Regions from separate parts of the Homo sapiens genome. Here all the other regions are linked to region 1. A link is an interaction called in ENCODE POLR2A ChIA-PET data of the cell type or tissue named here. Cell type or tissue: Caco-2. All regions are shown on one strand. Links, peaks and the distances in the headings refer to the core of each region. The heading gives the core; the rest is flanking DNA. Region 1 overlaps MSI2 (musashi RNA binding protein 2). Region 2 overlaps MSI2 (musashi RNA binding protein 2). Region 3 overlaps MSI2 (musashi RNA binding protein 2).

Region 1 (6,165 bases), core at 439-5,438:
CAAGCACAACCACCTTAGGACCTTTCAACAGCAGCTGATAAGAGACCTTCTTCCTCCCCCTCCAGTTGTTCCCATGATCACCAGCATTCTTAGAGCTCCTGAATGTACTGTCGTCCAGCCCCCCAACCCCAGGAACTCCCTTAACTAACCTGAAGGTCTCCCTGAGTGTAGGCTGTGAGGCAGATCAGCCACACTCAGGTGTCTAAGAGAAACCAGCATAAGCACCCCCAAAAAGGGCAACAACAAACTGAGACGCTCTTTGAGGGAGTGGTGCATTGTAAAATATGGGCGGACACACCCTTGTCAAGAAGGGATGTCACAGACAGTACGAGAAAAATCCCAGTCCACGAGAAGGCAGCAATTTCTATCAGAACAGGCCTTTTGAAATAACTTGCAAGTGAATTACAGCGGCTGCTTCCTATGGGAGGGAAAATTATTTCGGGCGGCTTCCAGCCCCATGTGCCTCCTTTAATTCAAGTCATATGCAAGAAATATTTATTGAGGGTGGAAGTCTCCCCATAGGTGTGTTTTAAGATCAGGCCACACTGGAGCACTCCAGTTAGCTTTTTAAAGCTGCCTTAAAAGAACATTTTTAATGCACCATCTCCTTTGCTTTGAACTGATTTCTCATTGCAAACAAACAACCCCCTACAAATATCTGCTTTCCTCTGCTTCTCCTCTGGTCTCGGCTGCCAGGCAAGCACTGAGTGCTTGGGGACACCACCATTAAGATGGTGGTTTTCAATAGAAACTTGGCATTTATCATAGTGAGAGTATTATCTTCTCAACAGAAGCTGACAATTTGTCCTATTCCTCCCTTGAGAGAATCCAGTGAGATCACATTTGCTTCCCCTGCATGCTGTTTCTCCTACTACAACATTTCTTTGCCTGGAAAGAAAATATTGTGACTCCTTGCCATATTCACTTCATTAGCATAAGAGGAAAAAAAGCCAAATCCTCCACTTAGCCTCCCCCAACACTAACTCCAGCTGGGTTAAATCTAGGAGGATCTCAGAATGAGGACTTCCATGGTTCCGGATTTGTCAGAGGGATAGCTGTGGAGGGGTGGGGGCAGAGGCTGGGAGCAACTAAGAAACTGGTCCAAAAACCGTCCATTTGGCACACAGAGAGGGCTTTGTGCAGATTAAGGGAGGGAGTTTATCAGAGGGAGTGAACCTGGTGAAAGTCAGCAATTTGGGGGTTCAGAAACACGGGATGTTGGGGGGAATGGGGAGCAGAAAGGGAATGCAGGCAGGGGAGACTATCATTAAATACCCATGTGCCAGACCCTGGGCAAATGTGTATCTTTTCATTCTTACAACCCCATTGTAAATGAAATTGTATGCCCACTTAACGGATGAGAAACCAGGCTCAGGAGACAGTTGAATCAATAGCCCAGGGTCACAATGCTAACAGCAAATGATCTGGATTCAAACTCAGGTCTGCCCAATTCCAAAGTTGAGAATTGTTCAACTTCACCCCACATAATCCCCCCACAACCCCACATAATTCCCGACAGTCTGGCAGTAAATGCCAATGGCAAATTCGGTTCATTCGAGAGGCAAAAATGTACCCACAAACACATTCTCCATGTCCACAGCCAGATTTCTCAACATCAGGGAGGATTGTGCTGTGGCTTAATGTTGTTGGACCCATTTTCATTCCCCACCCTGGCTGATCACAAGACGGCAAGTCTGGGAGAGAAACTGCCCGATGCCCATCCAAGTACCCCCATCCCTGGTGCCCAGAGGATCCATAACATCTATGAGCCTAGATGAGTCAACGCTCTCACCGTCTCACCAGCTTTTCAAAGTCACTGACCTACCCTGGTACCTCCCAAGCAGCAAGTCTACTGCTTTTCTTAGACCAAAGACAGAAAGAAGAGAAGGAGAGAAGATGAAACAGAGTTGCATATCCCAATTTTTACCCTCCTGACATCCTTCCCTTCTCTGTGTCTACCCTCTATGCCGAAACCTGCCTGAGAATCTACCGACTCTGAAAAGGGCATTACTGACCAGCTCACCCTGCCCAGATATTCCCTTAGTTCTATTAAGCTTTTGCTGCGGGTTGGAAATAGCTAAGGGATCCTAGGATGCAGGGAAATAATGGGTTTCACATAAGGAAATGCTCCAGATAATGGAATATACTCTCTTAATGCCCCATTTTAAAAAGAAAAATCCTGGCTGGGCAGGGTGGCTCATGCCTGTAATCCCAGCATTTTGGGAGGCCAACACGGGCAGATGCTCACCTCCTTTTAAGGCCAGGAGTTTGAGACCAGCCTGGCCAACATGGCGAAACATCATCTCTACAAAAAATACAAAAAATTAGCCAAGCGTGGTGACAGGCGCCTATAATCCCAGCTACTTGGGAGGCTGAGGCAGGAGAGTTGCTTGAACCCAGGAGGCAGAGGCTGCAGTGAGCCAAGATTGCACCACTGCACTCCAGCTTGGGCAACAAGAGTGAAACTCTGTCTCAAAAAAAAAAAAAATCCTAATTTTACCCTTTGAAACTCCTTCTCCAATGACTGGAACTTCCCTGCCCTCCGATACAGAGGATCCATTCATTCCACCACTGTTTACTGAGCACCAACTACTGCCCAGGCCATAGGCCAGTCCTGGTGCTACAGGGTGAGTAAACAGACCCAGCCCCACTTGGTGGAATTTACAGTCAGGTCAAGGCAAAGAGACTACACATATCTGACTTCTTGATAAGCCAAGATTCCCTCTTCCGTATTCCCATTATGGATTCTCTCAGCTCCTGGTTTCTTTCCTTGATGACACAATCTGTAATTATTTTTATTATTTCCTTGCTTGCTTTTGGCTGGTCCTCCGCCACCCACACCCCATGCTTGTTAAGCTCCAAGTAAGCAAGGATCTTGTCTGTTCCACTCACCAAGGTGCTCCTGGCTCCTAGCTCGGTACCTGGCATTCAAGGTAATCAAGGTCTGCTGAATGAATCAATGAACAAATGAATGATGCGTGAGGCTGTAGATGCAATGCCTTGTGGGCCTAATGAGGAAGGATGACTGTTTCCCTGCACTAAACAGTCCTACATTGCGGAGCTTTTCAAGATCGAAGCCTCTTTGTTTTTATAGGTTTTCTCCCTCTCGCTTTACACTGAGTTTATTAACATCTTTCCACCCCTTAATATTTGCTATAAATTTAAAAGAAGCCAGAAAACCAAGCTTATTAGAATCATATGTAAAGGAAAAGGAAAGAAAAACTTAAATGAGGATCTGAAAAGCTCTCCCAGGAGGCAAAATAAATGCAATAAACAGATTAGTGGATCAATATATATAAAGATATTTTAACAAACATCAGCCAAATGATACTGGGACAATTTCCAGGCAGTATCCGTTACCAAAAAAAGTTTAATTATTCGAGAAAGAAATGTAAAGAGTGTTCATCAGAAGGATCCACCCAGAAGAACTCTCTTTGGGCCTACATCGGTTCAACTCTTTCATCAAAGCCAGGGCAACCGGCAAGTCAGTTCCACAAACTGGAAGCAGCGGGGTAGCCGGATGGAACTCGAGGTACATCCCACCAAAATTGCATAAAACTGAATCGTCGTCTTTATGCTCAGAAGATGCAGGAAGGGCTTTTTAGTTTGCATCATTGCCAGGGTGGGTAGAAGAATTGAGTGGTAAGCTCCCCCACAGGATAGATGGAAAAGATGAATGAGAGAACGAGACAGACAGAGAGAGAGAGAGTGTGTGTGTGTGTGTATATAAAGGCTGTTGCACTAGCAAGCCTACTGCTAGACAGGACTAAAGTGGAAACTCCAGAGTCTCAGAGGACCTGAGTCTCCAACGTTGAAAATAACACCACCAGCTCATGTTTCTAACATTTGTTAAGTGCTCACTCTGTTTCTTAGCAGGATGCTAACAACTATGTGTGCATTAGCTCATTTAATCCTCATGACAACCCTATGGGTTAAAGACCATCATTATCCCCATTTTACAGATAAAGAAAGTGAGGTGGGAAGAAGTTAAATGACCTGCCCAAGGTTACCAAGCTAGTAAACAGATGAGCTGGGTCTAATACCAGACAGACTGAGTGTAAACAACCTATGCTCTTATTAGCAGGCAATATGCTCAGCCAAGGGGGTATGAAAACTATACAGTCTGAGGGCCAAAACCAGCAGCCTCCTGACTTTTGTAAATAAAGTTTTATTGGAATATAGCCACAACCATTCATTTTCATATTGTCTTTGGCTGTCATCGTGATAGCATGGCAGAACTGAATGGTTCTAGGAGACCATCTGGGCCACAAAACTAAAAATAGTTATTATCTGGCCTTTTGCAGAAAAAGTTTGCCAGCCCCTATACTAAGGAGTAAACAATAGAGATTCTCAACTTTTCTACCTATGTACTCCTCCTAAAGGCAAAGTACGTTAAGGGACAGCCCAGAATGACCAGGAACTGATGCAGCCAGAAGCGATCCTGAAGTGTCTGCAAGTATCACAGTGTTTCAAAAAAGAATTATGCAAATATTGCATTCTGTGCCATAATATTTGTTCTAATATAAAATATTTTAGACAAACTGGCCAGGTGCGGTAGCTCACACCTGTAATCCCAGCACTTTGGGAGGCTGAGGTAGGCAGATCACTTGAGGTCTGGAGTCCGAGACCAGCCTGGCTAACATGGCGAAACCCTGTCTCTACTAAAAATACAAAAATTATTCAGGCGTGGTGGCACACGCCTGTAAACCCAGCTACTTAGGAAGCTGAGGCAGGAGAATTGCTTGAACTTGGGAGGCAGAGGTTGCAGTGAGCTGAGGTCGCGCCACTATACTCTAGCCTGGGTGACAGAGAGGAAGGTCAGAGTGACTTTCCTCAAAGAGGTACCATAGTAATTCTTCCCCCGGCCCCGCCCCCAGACGGAGTCTTGGTTTGTCGCCCAGGCTGGAGTGCAATGGTGTGATCTTGGCTCACTGCAACCTCTGCCTCCCAGGTTCAAGCAATTCTCCTGCCTCAGCCTTCTGAGTAGCTGGGATTACAAGCGCCCGCCACCACACCCTGCTAATTTTTGTATTTTTAGTAGAGACAGGGTTTCACCATGTTGGCCAGGCTGGTCTCAAACTCCTAACCTCATGATCCACCCGCCTCAGCCTCCCAAAGTGCTGGGATTACAGGTGTGAACCACTGCGCCTGGCCATACCATAGTAACTCTATGGCACTACAAACAACTGGTCAGGGCCACCCCAAAGAAGATCACCTCAGGATAAACAGCTTAAGTTTAACAACAAACCCAGAGTCCTCACCCAGGAAGTCTAGATTTGAACCTTGGGCCCCACTGCTGTTGGGCTAAGGGGTCTTACATAGTCATTTATGCTCTCCTAGTCTTCCTTACCTAATTTTAAAATAGGGATAATTATCCTACCTCACAGGGCTGTTGGGACAATTACAAGGTAAAAGATACATGAACGGTTCGGGCAAACAGGAATCCCTAAATCTGAACACAAATACCAACTTAGTTGAATGGAAAGCAGTGACATCAATACGTCCTCCCTTTTTGCTAAGAAAACAAGTCTGTTGATAAAAGAAATGGGTTGCTCTTATTAAAGAATAAAAATCGGCTGAGTGTGGTGGCTCACGCCTGTAATCCCAACACTTTGGGAGGCTGAGGCAGGCAGATCACTTGAGTCCAGGAGTTTGAGACCAGCCTCGGCAACACGGTGAAACCCTGTCTCTACTAAAAATACAAAAAAATTAGCCAGGCATGGTGGTGCATGCCTGTAGTCCTAGCTACTTGGGAGGCTGAGGTTGGGGAATCACCTGAGCCCCAGAGACTGAGGCTGCAGTGAGCTGAAATCGTGCTGCTGCACTCCAGCCTGGGAAACCATAGTGAGACCCTGTCTCTAAATAAATAAGTAAAATAAAATAAATAAACAAATAAATAAAACTGTTTCCCTATCAGAGAATCTGCAAGCTCCCTTGCAAACTACTCCAGCATTTCATCTCCCTGTTGCTTTCCATACCCTTGTCATTCCATAAGAAAGCTGGGAATAAGATCAGGAAGCCCGTCTCTGATCATTCCATACTCTCACTTATTTTTCCTTAAGTGAAAAACACCTTAAATTGTTTTGTCAATACTAACACTCTATAAGCAAATCTGAAAATATTTACCTCTGCCGCCAATTATAAAAGATGGTTAGCGACCTCGAC
Region 2 (6,165 bases), core at 468-5,467, 85 kb before region 1:
CTATAAGTTTCAAAAATTGAAATAGACCTGTAATAAATGGTTGTCCTGCAGAGCTACGCAGTGACTGAAGTTATCTTAAATACATCATCTGACACAGAAAATCTAAATCTTCCTGAAAAACCCAAGACATGTAATGACTGTGTCTATAAGAGCAGGCTGTGTTGAAGGGTCTATGAATAAAATCTCCAGGAGCAGGGGCTATTCTAGGTCCGTCTCGTTGCCAACGGCTGAACTTGGTTCACCCTGACAGTAGTGAGGGGAGATGAATCAGCACACATACTGTTCATTTGGTCACTTCAAAAAACTTCCCTGAGCACGCCAGAATCTCTTTTAGGCACTGAGAGAGACGACTTGGAAAAATCAAATCTAACAATATTCTGTGCGCAGAACCACAGGGATGGGGTGGGGGCAGCCTGGAGGCAGGACCACCCTTGAGGGATAAACTGCCTTCTTGAAAGCTAACAGGGCCTGGCCCAGGGCCGTGGGATGAAGAGTGAGACAGGTCCTTACTGATGAAGCCTCTTCCCCTCAATCTAAACTAGATGATAAAACAGGAGCTTCTGGCTGAGCGTGTGAGGCAGTAAACACACAAAAGCATTTGTTTTGACACGTCTGGCAGAGGGGCTCAACTCAACACAGCAAACACTCCTGCAGATGTCCGGAGTCAAGCCGTTCCTCCAGACTAAGGCCCTGCAGTGGTCAGCTTGGACCCTAGCAGGGCAGTTGAGGGCTCGGGCCCCAGGGCCACAGAGACTTGGCTTCACACCTTACACTCAGGAACCACACGGCGATCTTGGGTGAGCGACAGAACAAGTTACTCTCTGAACCCCAGTTAATAGAATGTTCTTTATGGGGAAATGAGGTGAAATGAGACGGTGTGACAGAGCATTTACACACATGGAAACACATAGGAAGTACAGGCTCTTGATGCTGCCATTATTATTAATCATATTGGTTCATTTTTTTTTTTTTCAAGACAGGGTCTCACTTTGTCACCCAGGCTGTACTGCAGTGGTACAATCATAACTCACTGCAGCCTTGACCTCCTGGACTCAAGTGATCCTCCCACCTCAGCCTCCCAAGTAGCTGGGACTACATGCACATGCCACCATGCCCCTGCTAATCCTTTTTTTTTTTTTTTTTTTGGTAGAGACAGGGTGGCCTCGAACTCCTGAGCTCAAGCAATTTGCCTGGCTCAGCCTCCCAAAACACTGAGATAACAGGTGTGAGCCACCACACCTGGCTAGTCTTCTAATTTAAAGGCCACAGCTGGACTTGTCCTTCATTGAGTGCCCTGACCTTCAGAAGAGACAGGACAGTGCTCTGGGTAAAGCCTGGTCAACACACACACCCTACAGACCCGGATGGCCCTTCCTCTCCTGACAGTGGTTGTAAAAAACTAGCTGCTCTACCAAGCGGGCAACTGTCCAACCTCCTCCTCCAGAGCTCGCTCCTCCTCTTGCTAGCCCACCCCACCTGGCTCTTCCCTCCCTGCACCCAAGAGTCTATATGAGAGAGAAAGAGAAAAAAAAAAAAAAGACGCAACTCATTTCATATGGTGGCGAAGAGAGATCTGAGGTATAGAGCCACCAAGTCCCACCTGCCCCCAAAGGTCACCTGGACAAGCTACTTGGTGCTGCCTTCTTTCCCCTTTTCTCACATCCCTCAGGATATGAGTTCTAATATCCACTTAAGATCTGAGTGACTGCAGGCAAACTACTTTACCTCTCTGGCTTTGAGTTTCCAGTTTGTAAAATGGTGATAATAAGACCTCCTACCCGTCCTGAGCGTGTCTGAGAGTGACCACATGTGGCAGACTGTATTCTCCTAAGATGGCCACAATATCTCCCCCGTGCCACATGCGATCTACGATAGGACCTCAATACGCCTCCAATCCCGAGGTGAGCTCTATGTCCCCTCCCCTTCATTCCAGTTGAGAGTTTGAGACTCACTTGTGTTGTTTGACCTTTGAGGTTAGGTTAAAAAAAAAAAAGTGAACACGCTTCTGCCTTGTCTGTGGAAACATTTGTGCTCCAGCCCTAAGCTTCTGTACAAGGAGTTTGACTGCCTGAGGCAGCCATGATATAAAGAAGCTCAAACCAGCTCATGCAGAGAGACCATGGGGAGAAGTCCTGAGATCCCTTGGACAGATGCTTCGTCAGCCCCTGTTGTGCCAGTGGCAGCCACTAGAACTACAACCTCATGTCTGACTGCAACCTCATGAGATGCTCCCAGCCTGAACCACTCAGTTGAGTCCCGCCCAAATTCCCGCTCCACAGAAACCACGAGAAATAATATAACGATTGCTGTTGTTTTAAGCCAACAAGTTTTTGGGTGATTTGTTATGCATCAATAGATAACCGGAACACCACATATATAAAAACATGCTGTAAACTGATGGGTAAATATTAAGAACTCCAAATGCTATAGAAACTTTTATGATTATTTCCTTTTCAAGTCTGCCCTTGATTTTGTCTTTAGAAAAACATGTGTGTTGTGGGTGGGGTGAGAAGAATGCATACAGAATTGCCCTTAGCTGCCCTTTTTTTTTTTTTTTTTTAAGACAGAATCTTACTCTGTTGCCCAGGCTGGAGTGCCGTGGCACAATCTCGGCTCACTGCAACCACCACCTCCAGGGTTCAAGCAATTCTCCTGCCTCAGCCTCCTGAGTTGCTGGGATTACAGGCATGCACCACCACACCTGGCTAATTTTTGTATTTTTAGTATAGAGGGGGTTGTGCCATGTTGGCCAGGCTAGTCTTGAACTCCTGACCTCAGGTGATCCATCCGCCTCAGCCTCCCAAAGTGCTGGGATTACAGGCATGAGCCACCGCGTCTGGCCTTGCCCTTAGCTTGAGGAAAAAAAGCCCAATTGTCACCAAATGGATGGTGTTAATATGCAAAATGACTTCTCAATTCACCTGGGGGCATATTTTAGAAATAAAAGTTCCACAATGAGAACACTTGGACACAGGAAGGGGGACATCACACACCGGGGCCTGTTGTGGGGTGGGGGGAGGGGGGAGGGACAGCATTAGGAGATATACCTAATGTAAATGACGAGTTAATGGGTGCAGCACACCAACATGGTGCACGTATACATATATAACAAATCTGCACATTGTGCACGTGTACCCTAGAACTTAAAGTATAATTTAAAAAAAGAAAAAAAAAGAAAGAAAGGTTCCATGAACTAATTAAAAAGTGAATTGCAACTAGGGGATTTCCCCCAACAAAGCCAACCTAATTCTACCCAACGATCCTCAAAACATGCTGTGTACTGCAGAGAAGCTGAGCTCCCCGCGCGGCACAGGAAGAAGCCACTTCAGCTGCCCATAGGGAAAGAAGAGATGTGTTCCAGGCATAAGAATGTGGACATGAGGCCTGGCCTTCCATCCCACATTTTGGTACTGGGGTCGGAGAGATGATCTCCACCAACCACAAAATGCATGTGCCTGGGGTAGCCAGGTACCTCACAGTTCAAAACAACAGCTTTCGTGTTCTCATCTCTGCAGTTCCTGGGAGCAAATTGAGATGGTAAGGCCGTCAGCGGCCTAGGTGCTCATCATCTTGACAGATACTTAGCTACTCATTTAAAAACAAGCAAGAGAACAAGCGTCAGCTGTATTTTTTAATTACTCCTGGATAGGACTGGGAACGCTTTGGCATAATTGGGGTATTGAGATTTTTTTCCCCTTTGAAGGCCTTGTTGCAGCAAGAAAAATACCATGTTTATTCTAATTAAAACCAACTCTTCTTTTAAATCATCGTAGCAATAGGAAGGCAAGTGGTGATAGATATTTACTTTTTAAGGGTAGCGGGGGTAACAGCTACTAGGACCAGATCTGCTGTGAATGTATGTCCTTCATGGAATTCTCTTACTTGCAGGATCAGTTCTCTCATTTATTAAATGGGAGATGTGAAGAAAATCCCACATGTTCCCTTTTTGGCTCTAATTTAATTTGAGGTCATGGCTCCCACTTTCTGTTACCCCAGCCCAGTAGGGTATAATGTACCAAGGACCAGCTCTCTTGGTATGAAGAATATCTGAGGACATGTGGTGTTCAAACTAATACCTAGGCATCTATGGGAACACCAGGGCTGACGCTGTCATCAGCTTGTCCGGACAGTGCAGCGGCCCCCAACTACCTGCGTGTGCATCAGTCACACCTGGTGACTTGTTACATGCACAGCCCAAGCTGCTTGCTCCTTCAGAAAGCATGTTTCAGTTGTCTTGGGGTGGCGCCCAGGAATCTTCATTTTGGATAAGGGGCCCAAAGACATCTCTGATGAGGTATTTAGAAGACCATACTTTAAAAAAAGTACAGGACTAGCTGAAAAACATGGCCTTCAGACATAGAGAGACGTAGCTGTCTTTTTGATTTTCCAGCCATGTAACCTTGACAAAGACCCGACATTCCTGAACCTCTCTGTTCCCAAACAAGCGCAGCTCCCCAGCACTGCTGGAGGGTGGGAGAAGACTACACCCAGCACCTTCCTGGTTCACTTCCTGCCACACACAGCTGCCTGCCAAAGTCCTGTTCCCTTTCCTCGCTTTATACGTGGGGTCACTCAGAGTAGCTTTTCAAAAAGCACCAGTGCAATGACCTCTCAGAAAACAAGTCTGGCAGAAAAAGTCACATTTAAAGGGGTCCAATAGGCTGGGTGCAGTGGCTCATGCCTGTAATCCCAGCACTTTGGGAGGCCAAGGCAGGTGGATCACCAGACGTCAGGGGTTCGAGACTAGCCTGGCCAACATGGTGAAACCCTGACTCTACTAAAAATACAAAAATTAGCTGGGCATGGTAGCAGGCACCTTTAATCCTAGCTACTTGGGAGGCGAGGCAGGAGAATCGCTTGAACTCGGGAGGCAGAGGTTGCAGTGAGCTGAGATTGCACCATCGCACTCCAGCCTGGGCAACGAGAGCGAAACTCCATCTCAAATAAAAAAATTAAAGGGTCCAATAGAAACACTTTGGCCATTTAAAATGGCCATACCTCTCTTGGTTAACAGTAAGGTGAGGAGGACAGCTGAATTTAGCCACCAACAAAACAAGTTGTAATTGTACACCTAGCAGGTGGATAATGAAAAATGATAATAAAAATAGTAAGAAGAGGATGATGGTCCCTATAAATCTAACAGCATTTCTAAAAGCCCTTGGGTGCCCTGCCCTGTTCAGGTGCTGAACTGTCTTGTTCCCACCCTTCACCCTCAGACTTGACTGGAGCCTGGGAGGAGAATGAATGCGCTGGAGCCAGGGATGGGGAAGGGCTGCCCGCAACACTCCCGCCTCCTGCGTGCTCTGTCCTCCCGGAGCACACGGGGATGTGGTTTACCTGAGTGCACCTATTTGCAGCCAGACACCTGGCTTTGACCAAATGTGACCAAATGGCTGACAGAGCACATTAGCTTGCCTCCTTCGCTTGTCAAAACAATTAGGCTCTGGAAGGTGGTGGCGGCCTCACCGGGCTGAGAAAATGCCATCAGTGTATGAGACCGTTCATCAGCCTCCTGGAAGGTTCGACAGGGCCAAGAGGGCAAAGGACCTAAGTGGGGAGAGGGGGATTGGGCTGGAGGTAGGACAGGGGAGTCATTAAAACATTAAGAAAACTGAAAGTACCACATAGCCACAGATGGCCAAAGGGATCCATTCCTGTGGCTCTGTAGGGCACACGGCTGGCGTGGCGCTAAGTGTAAGGGGTGGGAATCCTGGCATCCACCGGGTGATTGACAGGCTGGCCCTCCCGCACTTCTACTCTGCTCCAGTAACTACCCATATTATGCCGAAATGACACAAGCGACAATAATTAAGCCCCAGATCTCTGTGGATCATTCGCAGTGATAATTCCACCTTTGTAATTCAGCTTCAGATAAACCCCTTTTGTTCTGCCTTATAACACAGATTCTAGTATCATTCAAGTATATTAACTGTAGCCTATTACTGTCACAAAAAATGCTCCCTGAGCCATAGCAAAAGACTCCCTAGACAAAACTTTATGTCATGTTAATCCAAGCTTCAATAACTATGAGGATATATAACTGTATTCTAATTGTGCTCTGCGTTCCCACATACAAAAACAGAAGATATCAAAAATGACAGCAGCCGATCTCTTCAAATATAAAAGCATTAATTCCTCACTCAGGGCGCTGGGATGCTGGGGTGA
Region 3 (6,165 bases), core at 460-5,459, 130 kb before region 1:
AGACACACAAAACACGGCCCACTGTTGCTCCTGTGTCTATTCTGGGTCCCGAATAGATGATGTCACCTCCAGCGGCAGTGGAAAGCAGAGTCATGAATCATCCATGAACCAGCCCAGCCCTCCGAGATAATAAATCGGATGTCAGCATTGCGTACGCACATTGCAGATCTGGTGCAGAGGCGCCAGCTTTGCCTAGGGTGCTAGAACGCAGGCACCAACGCTGGACACATTCAGGGGGAAGAAGGCACTTTCAGTTATTTCCTGATACCAAGATGGGTGGCAAGTTGAGGGAGAAATTTCAAATGCGTAAGGAGTGCTCAAAGGTGTACAACTTTGATCACTTTAAAATCATGGCAGTGATTTTTATACACTACTTGGTTTGCCAACCAAACCAGGGGATTAAGAGAAGCACATCCACATGAGTGCTATAATGATCAATTACTGCTGTGCCCACCGGTGTCCTTACAACTGAAGACCTGTAGGTGTTGCCATTTTGACCCCCAACTGCATTAATTTAGCTTAAAAATTCACTCCAGGATTGAATTGGCAAATGTTCCTGCCTGAAAGAGCTTCTGGGACAACATAAAGAAATAAAGAAGTCTGTTTGGCAGCTTTTGAAGTTCAGTGTTGTCTTGCTGTTTTCTTATTTTTTTTCAGGATAGAAAGGAGGCAGGTATATAGGGATGCCAGGGTGCATGTTGTCATACACATGAGCTCTCCTGAATTCCTTCCTTTTCTTCCTTTCGTTCTTTTTCTGGATTATTTCCCTGAATTGCCAAGTTGAATGAACCAGCTAGAAACGCCACTCTAATGAGTATGGTTTGTGTCGCTGGAGTTGGGAATTCTGACAACTCATAACTGTACTGGTTATTCCTTGGCTTATAAAGAAATGACTGAGCCCTGCAGGCCACTAAATTAAAATGTAAACTTCAGACTTCTTGAAGTGTCTCTCTCTCTCTCTCTCTCTCTCTCTACCAAAATGTATCTTTAACATCCTAAGGTCACTTTCAAGGTCTTTGGCAAATTAGACTTGGGCAAGGTGTGAACCAAGTCAGGCTTCGGGGGCTGTGTTCTCAGTTGCATGAAAGGTCTTTTCTCTAACTTCTCTTGCACATCATTTTGCTTAGGGGGGTTGTGACTAGCAAGGCACAGAGCGAGAAGGATAAGTCTGACCACCAGGACTGCAGGCCAGTAGTGAGCAAGGGGACATACTGGGCAGGAAACTCTGCTTTGCCCTATTATTTTCCTAGGGCTGCCATAACAAGCTACCACAAATGGGAGGGGGGAGCTTAAAACAACAGAAACTTATTCTGTCTCAGTTTTGAAAGCTAGAAATCTGAAATCCAGGTGTTGGCAAGGCCATGCCCTCTTGAAGGCTCAGGGGAAAATCTGTTTCAGGCTCTTCTCTTAGCTTCTGGTGTGGTCAGCAATCCTTGGCTTGCAGCCGCACTGCCCCTGTCCCTGCCTCTGAGGTCATGTGGCCATCTCCCTGTGTCTCTCTCTTCACATGTTCCTTCTTATAAGGACTATGGTGAGATCAGTTCACTCCACTAAGACCTCCTCTTAACCCGATTACACCTCCAAAGACCCTCTTTCTAAATAAGGTCACATTCTGAGGTATTTCAACTTATCTTTTTGGGGTTAGGACTTCTTTTGGGGGTATCTTTTAGGGGTCAGGACTTCAACTTATGCTTTTGGAGGACAAAATTCAGCCCACAACACCCTTCAAGGTGGAAAACTTGACAGCATCTGCCAGCAGCCATCTAGGGTGTTAACATTCTCTCCAATCAGCAAGCCTGAGCCTCCATTCCCGAAGTAATGACAGTCACAGTATTCTTAGTAGTAAAATAACAATAATTAATATGATAATGACAAAGTTAACATTTACAGATAGCCTTCCAAGCATCAGATGTTTCACACAGATAAACTATCTCACTTAAACTTCCCAAGTCCATGAGTTAATAACATTAACACCATTTAATAGATGAGAAAACTGAGGTTCAGAGAGATTTAGTAACTTGTCCAGGGTCACACAGCAATTGATTAGTGGTTGCTCTGGAAAGTGAGTCCTGCAGTGGGAATCTGGACCTAAGCTCTTATCCCTTTGCCACATGGCCCAGACACTTCACAAGCATCATTAACCGGGTGTTGCCTTGACTCCTAAGCCATAAACAATGGGAATGCAGAGGAAGATTCTGCATTTGCCACGCTGTGTAAGGTCCCCACGTGTTTACTAGTCATAACTTGGGGTAGAAAAATGCTTTTAACTTTTTTTAAACTTGAATTACGAAGCACTTTGAGCTCCTGGGATGGAGGACCTCCCTGTTCTGGCCCTCCTCCCCTCTGGTCTTGGATGAACTGGCGCAAACCAGGCTTCTTTTCAGACCAGGGCCAGTCTGGCTATTCTAATAATAGCACGTTGTCTGGGAAGAGCAGAAACTACTAAGAAAATCCTCATCTATCCATCAGATCATCTGTTTATGGAAACAAAAAGCAACCTCTGTCTCCAGGTTCAAGCAATTTTCCTGCCTCAGCCTCCTGAGTAGCTGGGATTACAGGCACGTGCCACCGTTCCTGGCTAATTTTTGTATTTTCAGTAGAGATGGGGTTTCACCCTGTTGGCTAGGCTGGTCTTGAACTCCTGACCTCAAGTGATCTGCCCACCTTGGCCTCCGAAAGTGCTGGGATTACAGCCGTGAGCCACTGTGCCCGGCTGGTAAATTTTCTTTCTTTCAAAAAGTCTCTTTCACGTTGTTCTATCACTGCATTGACAATTCAAATTGGAATAAATTTTAAAAGCTCACACTAAAGAAGTAAATGAATAGGTAATAAGTGCATAAGGTACAAAAATTCAAAAAGTATTGCAGCGAGCCAAGATTGCGCCACTGCACTCCAGCCTGGGCAACAGAGCCAGACTCCGTCTCAAAAAAAAAAAAAAAATTCAAAAAGTAAATGAGTATATAATAAAAAGATTCCCTCCGTCTCTGTATCTCAGGTTGCTTAATTCTCTTCCCCATAAAAAAGGAGCAAACACTTTTTTATGTATGTATGTTTTTAATGTATGTACATCTGCATATGATATGCACGTGTGCATAAAACATATTTGAGTGTTTAGTATGGGCAGAGACTGTTCCAAACCCTTTATACTCATTAAATGACGTAAGCTTCAGGCTAACCCAATGTCCTATTTTACAGATAAGGAATCTGAGTTGCAGAGAAGATAAGTAAGTTGCCCAAGGTCACACAGCTATTAAGTCCCAGAGCTTAGATTTGTCTCACTTCAGAGCATGTGATCTTAACCAATATGCAGTTCTAACTCCTTGTTACCGATTTTGCAGGCATCCTTTCAAAGATATTCCATGCACATGCAAGCATATGTGTGTGTGCAAAGCAGAGGAAAAAACAACCACGAAAGGGTTTTATTTTTCAAGACTAGGGTCCCCAAAACTCAAACACAGATTTTAGTTTGTTTGCCTAAAGAAGTTAAGCAGGTGGTTTCACTTAAGGAGGAAGGGGGAAGAAACCAGGCTGCCCCGCACTCTCCACTTGCGGGGAGTGGGGAGTGGGCACCTCGCAAGCGGAATCATTTAACTCTTACAGAGCGGGTGTGTTACCTTCACAAGGGAGTAAAACATCTTGTAACTTGCCTGAGATCACGCCCAAGGGAAAGCTGGGATCTGAAACCGAGTATGACCAACTCTAAAACTCAAGCTCTTTGCAGCATACCATGCTGATATACAGATACAGATGGGATAGCGTACACCCTCTGATCCACAAACTGAAAACAGAGGCTGAAGTCCAGAGGTGCATAATAACCGGGACCCCTCTAGGAACCTTAAGTCCCAACGGGGAGGCAGCCACCCAGGGCTTGCGGCGACCCCTGGCCCAGCCCTCTCCGGCCACTGGCAGTGCCGTGATGCTAAGAAAGGGGGTGCTTTTAATCAAGCTGCCATGCTAAAAGCTCCTTTCTCTTCAGATCTCCACACTCTGCCCTCACCGAGATCTTAAACCATGTTGTGAGAGTCAGAGCCTGGGCCTCTATGGGAACAGGACCAAACAAAAGATTCATTGTCCCTCTCTACAAAAAAACCACTTCTGGGTCAGTGAAGTTGCTGACCCTGAGCCCACTCCCTTTCTGCTTCCGTGGGCCACAGCAGGGGGAGGCAGGAAGACCTATTAGGTCACCACCCTTTTGGTGCCAGGGCTTTTATTCCAAAGGAAAGAAGTTTAAGATTTGTATTTTGGCTAAAAAAGTGCAGCTCATCCTGGGTACCAAACTCCCCCTGGCTTTGCAAGCTCCCTCTTGCCCCGGGCACCCTGTCCCCCAGCCCTGTTGCTAGGAAGTTGAGGGCTTTGTATTACTCCGTGTCTCCAAAGAAGAGCAGGTGAACAGAAACCAAGCTACTGTGTTGATTAATATCTCAAGAGACAGCGCCGGAATGGGCGCTTCCGGAATTGAGTTAACTCGGGGGAAAAAAATGAAAGCACACTCCTTGCTTTCCTGTCAGAAATAAAATTAAGGTCTTGGATCGATGTTGCCAGATTCTACAGGAATCCTTAATGGCCTCCTCTACATGTTTTCAAATTCACATTCCCCTTCAACCCTACCCTTTTAATTGGTTATTTGCGAGGTCATGTTTGCACCAATTTCTCAGGAAGGCTAATGGTGTTTATTTAACGAGAAAATAAAATGTGCAGACAGCTCCGGGGCTGGTCTCTGAAAGATGGCAAAGGGTGGGCTGACTCTTTATCCCACCCCCTCCTTTGCCCTCCATCGCTGCAAGGTTACAGGGCCTGGGGATACAGCCCTGCAAGGCAGTGAAGAGGCGGGTGTGCCCCTCACGGTGGGCACGCAGCATGCCCACCCCCTCACACAGTCCCAGCTTTAGAATGAGCCCACTGGAGGCACAGAACCTTGGGTTCTGAGAATCTGGCAGAGGGGCAATGGCTGTCCTCTTATTGCCACTGTTGGACTAGGCGATTCTTCCTTGTTCTAACTCAAGTGTGCCCAACATTGAGGCTACACAGAACTCTTTTCCAATGGAAACTCTTCAAGTACCCAAAGGCTGCAATGAATGACCACATCACAGCTCTCCACTCCCCTCAAGACCTCTTGGACTCAATCATATTGAGTTTCTACCCCATTCTCACCATTCTCTCCCAGATTCCTGTTGGTCAATGTCTTTCTTAAACAGTTGCCCACCGCCCCACCCTCTGCCACCCAACAATGGTCCACTCTGGAAAGAGAACTGGATTTTCACCTAACCCCATCTAGGACCCTGAACTTACCTAAGAGAACCCAGCTGGCATGTTACATCACACTACGGACTAAACTGAAAGCTCTGGGAGGCCAGGAACCCTGGCTGTTGGTGGTGGTCTATGACAGACTGTCCGCTTTCTTGTCAAGTGGTTTCTAATCCTGGTGCAGAATTAGGATCAATACCAATAGTGACCAACTGTTGGTTTACAGGCTTCCAATAAACCCCTTAACACATCTCAGACTTGGGAGAGGATTTGATGGATACTTAACACCATCAACAATTAGTGAAAAGATAAGAGCAGATTTGAGAGGTGGGGAAAATACTACCGGTAAAATGCCAGCAGGGAAGACAGGCAGCAAATCCTGCTCCAGACCCCAAACGAGGGCAGCGTGGGAGCCAATCTTTTGCAGGCTGCCCTCCTGTCACATCAGCAAAAGTGTCATCACCAGCTGTGATTCTACACATCCTTATCATACTTTCTACTCCCTCCAACAACCCTTCTTCTTGGACTGTGCCCTTTCTGGCCAGAGGGTCTGATCGTTTTTGTCAAATACACTTATTCCTCCATCCTACAAAGTCACATGTACAGCTTATACAGTCCCAACGTTCTTCCCTAGGTAAATAAAGTCAGAATGTTAGACTCTCATTAGGAAGGACATGCATACATTATGTCTGACATCCCACACCTACAAGTGAAGCAATGCTTTAAATTATTTTAAAATGTAACCTACACCTTTGTGAAACTTTTTTCTATGCCCTCTTTTTTTTTTTGAGTAATAGACACCAATAAACAAATAATGACAGTGCAATTCTTAGGCATCTTTATACATCGTACATAAAAGAGTCAATCTGGACTTCAGAGGTCAATTTCAAAAGTGAGTGTCTGGCAGGTATTCAAAACATT

The links. ChIA-PET counts read pairs that join two places held together with the same protein. Peaks named below come from ENCODE experiments on the same cell type or tissue, not always from the same donor. Only the 100,000 strongest peaks of a DNase experiment are listed, where the experiment ranks them.
Region 2: POLR2A ChIA-PET joins it to region 1 with 6 read pairs; 3 of 35 experiments call an interaction of 5 or more read pairs at or near these places.
Region 3: POLR2A ChIA-PET joins it to region 1 with 5 read pairs; 2 of 35 experiments call an interaction of 5 or more read pairs at or near these places.

What each region holds. Positions count from the first base shown.
Region 1 is chr17:57,410,716-57,416,880 of GRCh38, reverse strand. All of the region lies in intron 6 of MSI2 (musashi RNA binding protein 2), which reads right to left. Among named protein-coding and RNA genes, the nearest start is that of MSI2, 160 kb to the right of the region's middle. RefSeq lists an enhancer at 5,668-6,165. In Caco-2, for the core only: no CTCF peak of the experiment used is centred there; a DNase peak (open chromatin) is centred at 2,610.
Region 2 is chr17:57,495,771-57,501,935 of GRCh38, reverse strand. The region is part of intron 6 of MSI2 (musashi RNA binding protein 2); the gene reads right to left. Among named protein-coding and RNA genes, the nearest start is that of MSI2-AS1, 110 kb to the left of the region's middle. RefSeq lists an enhancer at 5,401-5,902. In Caco-2, for the core only: no CTCF peak of the experiment used is centred there; no DNase peak of the experiment used is centred there.
Region 3 is chr17:57,535,960-57,542,124 of GRCh38, reverse strand. All of the region lies in intron 7 of MSI2 (musashi RNA binding protein 2), which reads right to left. Among named protein-coding and RNA genes, the nearest start is that of MSI2-AS1, 69 kb to the left of the region's middle. In Caco-2, for the core only: no CTCF peak of the experiment used is centred there; no DNase peak of the experiment used is centred there.